Regions from separate parts of the Homo sapiens genome. Here region 2 is linked to region 1. Evidence: chromatin contacts called from ENCODE Hi-C or POLR2A ChIA-PET data. All regions are on one chromosome and are shown on one strand. Each heading gives the region's core, a stretch centred on a gene start or an enhancer-like site at or near the end of the contact. The rest is flanking DNA. Distances are from core to core; before and after follow the strand shown. Region 1 overlaps B4GALT1-AS1 (B4GALT1 antisense RNA 1). Region 2 has its middle 9.9 kb from the start of SPINK4.

Region 1 (5,406 bases), core at 1,617-4,116:
TACAGGTGTGCGCCACCATTCCCAGCTAATTTTTGTATTTTTAGTAGATATGGGGTTTTGCCATGTTGCCCAGGCTGGTCTCAAACTCCTGGGGTCAAGCTTTCTACCCACCTCAGCCTCCCAAAGTGCTGGGATTACAGGCGTGAGCCATTGTGCCTGGCCCAGAAGATCTCTTCAGGCCAAGGCTCAGAAGTTATACAGTGATACATAGCTACATTCTATTGGTCCACATAAGTCACAGGACTAACCTAGATTCAAGGGGAGAGGAAATAGACTTCACAAATTGATAAGAGATGTAGGAAAGAATTTGTGGCCATCTTCAATCTGTCACAACACAAATAAACTGCGTGTCAGGATGCTATTACCATCTATATTTTGTTCTGAGTGCTCAACTATACTTGTTCTCATGACCCGAAGTGGGTCTGCTTCCTCCTCTCACCCCTTTATCCCAACCTGTACACAGGTGCCATGGCACTGGGTCCAGGCCCTGCTCAGTGACTTTGGTCATCCATTTCCAGCAACATCTATACCCAAGACAGGATATGTCTACAGTCTGTTGGGATAGGTTATTTGCCTCAAGTGCTGCTTTCTCAGATCCTAGAAAGGCCAACAGAAGCCTGGCAACTGCCTTCAATTGCTGTATCTTAAAATTGTTGGAATATCCCATAACTAATTGCTAATTAGTTATTGCCATAATAATGCTGCTTAGCAAATAACGACCAAATTGAAGTGCCATACAATAATAAAGCATGTATTTCTCTCTCAGGTGTCCATGGATTGGCGGGGACAGCTCTGCTTAAGGATGTAGTAGCTCTGCAGGTTGGCTAGGTTAGTCTATGGCATGTGTCTCTATTTCTTCTGTGATGCCCACCAAGGGCATGTTTTTCACATGGCACAAGATGGGTGAACAAAAAGCCCCAATATCTCATAAAGCCTGTGGTTGGAATGGTCACTTCCACCCACATTCTATGAGCCAAAACAAGTTGATTGGCCAACCCAACATTATCATATTCTGCCTCTAGTGGGAGAAACTTCAAAGTCACATGACAAAGGGACTGGATATAGGGAGTGGTGAAGAATTGGGAATAATGCAACCCTCCATGAATTTTTCTTTTTCTGGAGCTAGAATGGTGGCTGGGAATTGTACTCCAGAACAGCTCACAATTTGTAATAAATCTGGTCTCTTTTCCTCCAGTTTCCTGTTCTTCCCAACCTGCGCTATGGACTTCATCAGATTTCAGCATCAGAGAGAATATGGAAGGACATCGACCCTAACTTCATCCAGTGAGGATTTCCACACACCATACACTCTCTGAGAGTTCTCTTGGCTTTGTGTGCACACCTCCAGTGACAGGGAGCTCGCTATGTCATGAGGCAGCCTGCTCCCTTGTGGCTATCACTGAACCAACTATTAAGCCTTCTTATACAAACAGTCCCTGACTTACTGTTAGACTTACAACTTTTTGATTTTACAGTGGTGCAAAAGCAATATGCATTCCATAGAAACTGTATTTCAAATTTTGAATTTTGATCTTTTCCAGGCTAGCAACATATGAAGACCAACCTTCTATTTTTAAAATAGGCTTTGTGTTAGATGCTTTTGCCCAACTATAGGTTAATGTAAATGTTCTGAGAATATTTGAGGAAGGCTAGGCTAAACTGTGATCTTTGGGAGCTTAGATATGTTAAGTGCATTTTCAACTTACAATATTTTCAACTTACGATGAGTTTATTGGGATGAAGCCCGTTGTAAGTAAAGGAGCATCTGCATTAAGCTAAAATCCATGTCTATAACTTCCTCAGTAATATCAAGTTTGTTCCTTGGAGCCAGAGAATAAACTGAATCCTTTTCCACGTGATGGTCTTTCTGTTGTTTAAAGAGATCAGCCATGTACCTTCTCCCAACCTGAAGACAACTCCTCACCAGGCTACCTATCAATTCTACCTCTTTTTTTAAGAGATGGGGTCTCACTATGTTGCCCAGCCTGGTCTTGAACTCTGGGCTCAAGTGATCCTCCCACCTCAGCCTTCCGAGTAGCCAGGATTACAGGCACACACCACCATGCCCAGCTCCATTTCCATTGTTCTTCATGCTTCCTTATTGAGTTCCTTCCCTGTCCCGATTATTCGTCTTTGATTGGGCTTTGACTACCTGGGCATTTAGTAGGGTCCATAACTGAATGCAGCATTCCAGCCGGGGTCTAAGCAACAGAATAGAGCAGGACCATCATCTCCGCAATTTCCAATATCATACTTTCATCAATGTCTTCCGAAACAACATTCACTTTTTTATGTTCATGTTAAACTAAAAGACAGGGCTGAAGGCAGCATCCTGGAACAGTGGAAACATTCCTATAAGTTGACTTGAATCCTTTAAATAAAGTCCATGTACCAACCAGAGTTTTTGACTATTAAAACAGTCAATTATAACACTGCTCTGCCGTGGCCACCATTGCCCATGATTATTTAACACCACTGCTACAGGACCGTTCATGCTGCTGCTGCCTCCATGAATAATTTCGACACCATTCCTGCCTCTTAGCGTCACTCCTAAGAATTCAGAGTCTGCAGTGGGAATGACCGAGCCAATTCACATGCTTGAGCCCTAGCTGCTAGGTAGGGGAGGAACGAATCTTCCCCTTTCTGCCTCCATGGTGGGAGCTAGGGCATTGAGCCCTCCAGTACTATATACACTGGAAAATTTTCCAAAATAAGATGGGGGATTGCCTGTTGAGTGACAAGTATAATGGCAAAGGTTCATTCCAGTCATTTAAAAAAGTTCAATTTCCCTTTAATTGTACTATCATCCAACCCATATTTTCCTTTTTAGTCACAGGAATAACATGCCATAGATTGTTAAAGGCCGACCCAGTTTGCCAACAGACTATCAAATGCAGCACTGTGATCTGGCAGTTTAGGGACCTGTTAAAAAAAGAAATGTGATAGTCTTTGCTCTGGCTTGTTCTGAGAAATCTCCACTTCCTTTACATCTTTAAAAGTCTATCCTTGGCCAGGCACAATGGCTCACGCCTGTAATCTCAGCACTTCAAGAGGCTGAGGCAGGAGCATTGCTTGAGCCCAGGAGTTCAAGATTAGCCTGGGCAACATAGTGAGACCTTGTCTCTATTAAAAATAAAAAAAATTAGCCAGGCGTGGTGGTGGTATGTGTCTGTAGTCACAACTACTCATGAGGCTGAGGTGAGAGGATTGCCTAAGCCCAGGAGGTTGAGGTGGCAGTGAGATGTGATTGCACCACTGCATTCCAGCCTGGGCAACAGAGCAAGACCCTGTCTTACACACACACACACACACACACACACACACACACACAAACTATTCTTAGATAAGAGTGTAGTTTGCAGAATCAACGTCTTCCTGTAATGGACAGGTATTGATTTTTTGTGCCTCCTCTTCAACATTACTCCTTCTGTTAGAGACTCCCACTCTTCCCTATGTGGTTGGGACAGGCTAACTACGGGGTCGCTATGGCCTGGGTGACTTATATCTGGCCAATCAGAGCACTATACCCCTCTGGCCACAGTTGATTTGTTCAAGGATCAACATGTGGCCCAAGAAGGACTAATGAGCAATGTCCCTTCTTCTCCCAGGACTTCTGCTGCAAATGTTGAGTAAAAGGCTTTTCCTTTCCTCTGGAATGGCCAGTCTGGAGTAGCAAGGGTGCTGTATTAGTTTCCAAGGACTCCTCTAACAAATTATCCAGACTTGGTGGCTTCAAACAACAGAAATTGATTCTCTTACAGTTCTGGAGGCTAAAAGTCCAAAATATCAAGGTGTCAGCAGGGACAGGCTTCTTCTTCTTTTTCTTTTCTTTCTTTTTTTTTTTTTTTAGATAGGGTTTCACTCTGTCACCCTTCCTAGTAGCTGGGACCACAGGCATATGCCACCATGCCCAGCTAATTTAAAAAAATTTTTTTTTGTGGAGACAAGGTCTCACTCTGTTGCCCAGGCTGGATACGCTCCTTCTGAAAACTCTAAGAAAGAATTCTTTCTTGCCTCTTCTAGCTTCTGGTGGCTCGCAGCCATCCTTGGCATTCCTTGGCTTGTAGCAGCATCATTCTATTCTCTGCCCTCATCTTCACATGGCCTTCTCTCTGCCTATGATTTTCTCCTGTTGATGTGTCCTCTCCTCTTATAAGGAAACCAGTCATTGGACTTGGGCTCACCCTAATCCAGTATGACCCCATCTTGGCTTAACTAATTGCATCTGCAAAGACTATTTCCAAATAAGCTCAATTCTGAGGTTTCGGATAGAAATGAATTTTGGAGGTACGCTGTCCATCTCATTACAGCCATTATATGGAAAGAGCCTATCTGAGAAATAAGCCAAAAAGGAAGCTAGAGGGTTACGCCCTGGTATGCTGTATCAGACTCCCCCTGGACTGACCAGTTATGTAACCTGGTGAATTACTCCTCCCTTTTTTCCCCCCATAAGCTGATTTGAAGTAACAGAAGGAAACTGATTACCACTCCTCCTTTTGCAAAATTAAAAAATCATTTACACAGGACTAATGTTCCAAACTTCTCCCCGCTATATTCATCCTCCAAAAGTCTCTGACAAGGATTGAGCAATTTCATTTGGAAATTCTCTTAGTGCCTTGGATTTACTTCATTTGGCTAGGAAACTAACTTATTTTGACAAGCGAGATGATCTCTTACAATGTCTTCAGCCATTCCTTATAATTTTTATTGTGGAAAATTTTAAAAATATACAAAAATAGAGAAAATAGTGTAAGTCTCCAAGTTCCCATCACCCCACTTAAAAAAAAAATCAACATTTAGCCATGTTTATTTCATCTATACCCCCAACTTCCCTCCACCTCCTGCAGGATTAAAGGAAAATTCAGATAACATGTACAGTAGTACCCGCTTATCCATCGCTTTCCGATGTCTCAGTTACTGGAGGTTAACCGTGGCCTAAAAATATTAAATGGAAAATTTCAGAAATAAAAAATTCATAAGTTTTAAATTGCACACTGCTCTGAGTAGTGTGACGAAATCTTGCCCTGTCCCTTGCCATCCCACCCAGGACATGAATCATCCTTTTTTCCAGCTTATCCATACTGTGTATATTGCCTGCTCATTAGATAGCTACCCATTAGTAGCTGTTTTGGTTATCAAATAAAAAAAACATAGGATGATACCCAAAGGACTATAAATCATGCTGCTATAAAGACACATGCACACGTATGTTTATTGCGGCACTATTCACAATAGCAAAGACTTGGAACCAACCCAAATGTCCAACAATGATAGACTGGATTAAGAAAATGTGGCACATATACACCATGGAATACTATGCAGCCATAAAAAATGATGAGTTCATGTCCTTTGTAGGGACATGGATGAAATTGGAAATCATCATTCTCAGTAAACTATCGCAAGAAC
Region 2 (5,406 bases), core at 759-3,258, 49 kb after region 1:
TCATTTTTGAGACAGGGTCTCACTCTGTAGGCCAGGCAGAAGTGCAGTGGTGCTAACTGCAGCCTCCACCTCCAGGCTCAATCGATCCTCCCACCTCAGCCACCCAAATACCTGGGACTAGAGGCGTGTGCTACCATGCCTGGCTAATTTTACAATTTTTTGTCAAGACGAGATCTCGCTATATTGCCCAGGCTGATCACAAACTCCTGGGATCGAGCAATCCTCTCACTTCAGCCTCCCAAAAATGCTGGGATTATAGGCATGAGCCACGGCACCCTCACCCCATGAGGGAATGTGGGCTCTCCGGTTAAGGAATTTGCTTGAGGTCACAGAACTTGTGGATTCACACCCCATGGCTGCAGTCACAAATTACCACAAACGCAGAGGCTTCAAACAACATCAATGCATTCTGTTCCACTCGGGGGTCAGAGTCAGAAATGGGGCACAGGCTTGCTCTCCCTCTGGGGGCCCTACGGGAGAAAACGTCCCTTGCCCTTGCCAGCTTCTTAAGGCTGCCTCTAACCCTGGGATCCAGGCCTGCATCACCCCCCACTCTGCTTTCATCATCACAGCTCCTTCTTTGACTCTCCCTCCTCCCTCTTATGAGAACTTTATGGCCCAAGCTCACCCAGGTAACCCAGGATAACCTCCCCATTTCAGGATCCTTCCTTTGATCACAGATGCAGAATCCCTTTTGTCATGTGAGGTAACATATTCACAGGTTTGGGGGATAAGGAGGTAGGTATTTGGGGGGATGGGAGCATCGGTCTGCCTATCACAGTGAGTGAGTGGCCAAATGAGGGTTCAAACCCGGTTCTGTCGTATTCCTGAATCTGGGATCTTTCTCCAAACCACACTGCCCCTTCCTTCAGTCCTTCCTGTCCTTGGAGCTGTCCTGGGTTCCCAGCAAGCACAGATTCTCAGAAAGGGACAGCAGAAGACCCTAAGGCTGGACATATCAGGATATCACATATCCTGGTGAGAGTCCAAAGACTTCTTTTCAAATCTGGGAGGGAAGAGGAGAGACGGCAGGAGACTCCATGCCCATACCCCATTCACCATAAAGGGAGGGGGAGGTTGGCCTTGAGGGCCAGACAGGAGAGGTTCTGCAAAGGGAGCAGTGTACCCTCTGAACAATGCCGAGGACAGCACAGGTACTATGTGAATGTTGGTGAGGAGGGTGCAGGTTGCTGGGGTCGGTGGTGGGATGAGTAGCAGTATTTTGGACCCCGTGTCTAAATTCAGCCTGGTCATAGATACTGCCAGTGGCTGTGTCTGGGAAGATGCCAAGCTGGGGTCACATGGGTCCTGCCTGCTGAACCTATAAGTGCCGTGGGGCATGTGTGGCAGCTCCTCCCACCTTCTGCCTGGACCCCCTGGAATGACTGCCTTTTGGAGAGGGTCTATATTCAGGGACCTCTAGACCTTAGCTGGGCCCAGATGCAAGGAGGTTCCACCTGTGGTCCACACTCGACTATTTTGGCAACTTCCTGCCAAGGCTGGACCACAGAATTTTCCACGAAACTCACTTCAAATTGTGCGGCTCTTTCAGCTCCTGCTATTTCAGTTACTGGGCCAGGATGGGCTTCTGGGTGTATGTATTTAAAACCAGAATCTATGGTGGGCAGAGGAATCTGGTAAGAGTCTGAGATTTAAAATCAGATATTGTTTTGAATGCCGGCTCTGCCACTTACAATGCTGGAAACTTCGAACTTGTCATTTAATCTTTCTGAGCCTTAATTTTCTCGTCTGTAAAATAGATAGAATTATAAGGCCAGGTTAAGAGGCTAAGAGGGGGAACTCCTTGTGCGGATCTAAGGACCCCTCCTCGAGGCTGGGAAGAAAGAGGTGGGCAGGAGACCCTGGGCAGGGGACCATGCCCAGATCACACCCACCACAGGGAGAGGGCAGCAGAGATCTTCGGGCAGCTTGAGGGTCAGGTGGAGACAATCACCAGGGAGGGGCAGACAAGCCCTGAGGCCTCACCTGTCAACGCACTGACTCACCTCAAATATTTACTGGGCGCCTTTGAGCATGAGAACTAGACCTCTCCCTTGCCTGCCTTGGACCAGTGCCCATGGGCATGTTGAAAGCACCTGCCTGGAAGAGAGTCTGCCTTAAGAGGGTGGGTACCAACCAGGGCCACCTTGGATATGGAAAAGAAACATCATGAAAAGGAAAGAATTTCCAGGGCTCCTGGAACCGACTGAAGACTTTAGCCTTTTGGGCTCTGAGGCTGTGCCATTTGCCAGGCTCCAAAATCGCTAATCATTTTATCCTGTTCCTTTGGCAACAATAGGGTACATGTGACCTCAGCCCGGCCCATCACAGATGCCCAATTTCCAGGCCACATTGATTGGTTCAAGAGATGAGCACATGACTTACCCAACCCAATCAGAGTCTCCTCTTGGGTTTTTATACACTGAAGGAGGCTGTGGGGAGAGGAGAAAAGTCCCTTCTGTTCCTTTAGTTCACAAAGTTGGGAAAAGCGGTCTGCAGCCATACCTCCCCATCCCTAATAGCAAACAGTAAGCCTGTCTATAAGTGGGAGAGCATGATGACAGCCCCCCCAAAGAAAAGTATGAGAGTGGGAGATTGTGAACAAAACTCTGGTTCTCCCCAGCACACCCCAGGATCCTTTGGGCAGGTTGCATGGCCTCTGAACTTTGCTGCTGGATACCTTACCTGCCCCCACTCCAGTTAAGTGCACACTACAGGGCCCATGGAATCTAAGGGGAATGGCACCCCCTGGAGATGAACAGAACACATTCCACACAACCACATGAAGTAGCCCTGATTACAGGTGAGCAACTGAGGCTCAGAGGTGCAATGACACACCCAAGGTCACACAGACAAGGTGTCCAGACTCCAGAGCCCAGGTTCTGATGGCATGGCTGCCTCCTGGCCCACCCCTGGCACAGCCCAGAAGGGAGGCAGCACTCAGGACTCCAACATGAGTCTGGGAGCTGTTACTCTGGACAACGGCACCCCTGTGTCCAGGAGCCATCAGGAGGCCCTTGTTGGGCCAGCTTTATGAAGCCCTGGGCTCTTGTGAGCGAATTCATCGTACAAGTGAAAGATCAGCATGTGGCCATGGTGAAACCCTGTCTCTACTTAAAATACAAAAATTAGCTGGGTGTGGTGGTGCGCGTCTATAATCCCAGCTACTCGGGAGGCTGAGGTGGGAGAATCCCTTGAACCCGGGAGGCGGAGGTTGCAGTGAGCTGAGATCGTGCCACTGCACTCCAGCCTGTGCAACAGAGCAAAACTCTGTCTCAAAACAAAACAAAACAAAGTAAGCATGTGGGGAAGGTTTAGTAACATCTGTGGCTTTTGTCTGACCAGCAACATTCCTCCTTTCGGTAATAGAATCCCAGGTTTTCTTTGGAGACCTACTTACCTTCATTGGATACAAATAAGGGACTGTCCATAAAAATGCCTTCCCTTCCCTGGTCAGAAAGTAGACATGGGCTGGGCACAGTGCTCACATCTATAATGCCAGCACTTTGGGAGGATCACTTGAGCCCAGGAGCTCGAGAACAGCCTGGGCGACATAAGAAGACCCTGTCTCTACAAAATAAAAATAAAAAATTAGCTGGGCATGGTGATGCATACCTGTGGTTCCAGCTACTTGGGAGGCTGAGGAGAGAAGATCGCTTAAGCCAGGAAGGTCAAGGCTGCAGTGAGCCGTGATCTCACCACTGCACTCCAGCCTGGGCAACAGAGCAAGACCTTGTCTCTAAAACAAAAACCAAAAAAACGGAATGTGGACACATAACTCTAGGTTTTTTGAGCCCAGTTCTTTTGGGGCATAGTTTTTTCAGCTTGTCACCTAGTTTTTTGTGCAGCTGTGGTAGCAGGCACTGTCAGTGTCCCACCCACACTGTTTACCACTCCCCATTCTTGTGCATACCTGCGGCCTCCCTGTGCAACCCTTGCAATCCTTTGCCCGGAGGCTTTCTCTAGGAGCCCAGAGACATGAAAGGAGCTAGCCGATAGTGCCAGGGAGTTAATGGTCTCTCTTCCAGCAGCCCTCAATCAGCGACTGTTGGGAGTTGCTGGATATATACCCCAATTCCTTCACCTCTCAGTGGGGATAACTCTGCCATGTGTGCCACACAGTGTCCCAGCCATCCCTGGTTGGATTGAGGCCCAGTTTCCCCAGTGGTAACCTCAGCGATGCATACATTATTAGTTCCCTTCCCTGCCTTCCTTATTCCCACTCTCCTGCAGGTGTTTCGTGGGATTGCCTCCCAGAAAATGATTTGGAATCTAATGTGCTTTTCTCATGGTCTGCCCCTGAGTCCAACCTAAGACAATACCACATCCTTCTGGAAAATTATTATTCTGCTGAGGTTTGCCAAAATCTACTTCTGTTGCTTGCAACCCAAGGACCCTATCAAAATTCATAGTGGTCTGGAGTTGTGACATGTTGCACCAGGCTGTGATAATCTGATTTTTCTGAAGGCCATCAGAGCTCTGGAACGGAAGGGGGTATCAAGAGACTTTGTTCTAAGCTCTTTTGTATGTATGCTCAGAGGACTTGAGCCACTGGTTATGTCCATGAATGGAAATGTTTGGATGGCACAAGGTCCCAGAACACCAGGTCTCTTGAGCAGCCCCACTCCTCGATGGGTCTGTATGATAATCCCTTATGGTTGGAGGTGATCAAGCCAAGAGTCCATGCACCAGGAGAGAAGATAGGCACTGAAACTGTTTCCTGTGAGTTCAGCAGATGGTCTTGGGGTAGCTTATGGAGACAAAGCACCACACTCAGGTCTTAGAGGAGATACTAAGTTCTTAGGTCCCCAGCCAGGTTGGCTAAGAGCTAGTAGAAAATGTGGTCCTTGAAATAGAGTGCCACCTCTGTTCCCACCTATATGGACACAGCATAGGATGTCACTGGCTGGACCCAGTGGACCCACTAGAGTCCAGCTTGTCCTCAGAGCTTCCTCAAGCCCTCAGTCCAGCAGACCAAGCATCTGAAGCTGGCATCCTTACTGTCCTGAGACTTCATCCAGTGCAGGATGGATTCAAATAGTCAACACACACATGCCAGGCCCTGGGCAGAGCACTGGGGATATGAAGTGACTTAAATGTCCCCCTGTTCCTCTCTTTAAGGAAATATGAGAGATAGTCACATAGGCAAGATAAGGTCATGAAACATTACAGCTGCTGCTGGGATAGATGTCTGTGCAAACATGGTCCCCAAACTGGAGTGGGCTGAGGGTCTGAGAGGAGAGCCCAAGGGGAGGTAATAGAGGGGCACGCCAATCAGGAAGAACAGCATAAGAAAAGGCTTGGAGGCGTAAAAGCCTGCAGGTGGTTCTATCGGATGGGGTGAAGGCTCAAGTGGCCAGAGGTGAAGTTAGAGAGGCCAACAGAGGACCAGTCGTGGCGGAACTT

The links. Hi-C counts contacts between places; a loop is a spot of excess contacts on that map. ChIA-PET counts read pairs that join two places held with the same protein, here RNA polymerase II (POLR2A). Pooled maps may share reads with other maps.
Region 2: a map of spleen shows a loop between it and region 1 (3-fold over the local background). The contact joins two enhancer-like sites. A Hi-C loop is called at or near these places in 49 of 168 maps with a recorded cell type or tissue (B cell, CD14-positive monocyte, CD4-positive, alpha-beta memory T cell and 30 more), 6 of 37 single-sample maps with no recorded cell type and 33 of 50 pooled maps. POLR2A ChIA-PET finds 5 or more read pairs at or near these places in 11 of 52 experiments (GM12878, H1, HEK293T and 8 more).

What each region holds. Positions count from the first base shown.
Region 1 is chr9:33,178,130-33,183,535 of GRCh38, forward strand. B4GALT1-AS1 (B4GALT1 antisense RNA 1) reads left to right here. Exons shown (of 3, transcript NR_108110.1): 3 at 1,196-1,854. It also overlaps a transcript of B4GALT1 not described here. Among named protein-coding and RNA genes, the nearest start is that of B4GALT1, 13 kb to the left of the region's middle. Within about 2 kb of position 2,867, at least 2 of the 41 ENCODE cell types and tissues checked have a DNase peak (open chromatin) inside an H3K27ac peak, as active enhancers do; they include mammary epithelial cell, where a contact is called at or near this core.
Region 2 is chr9:33,227,568-33,232,973 of GRCh38, forward strand. No RefSeq gene overlaps it. Among named protein-coding and RNA genes, the nearest start is that of SPINK4, 9.9 kb to the right of the region's middle. Within about 2 kb of position 2,009, at least 6 of the 41 ENCODE cell types and tissues checked have a DNase peak (open chromatin) inside an H3K27ac peak, as active enhancers do; they include mammary epithelial cell, where a contact is called at or near this core.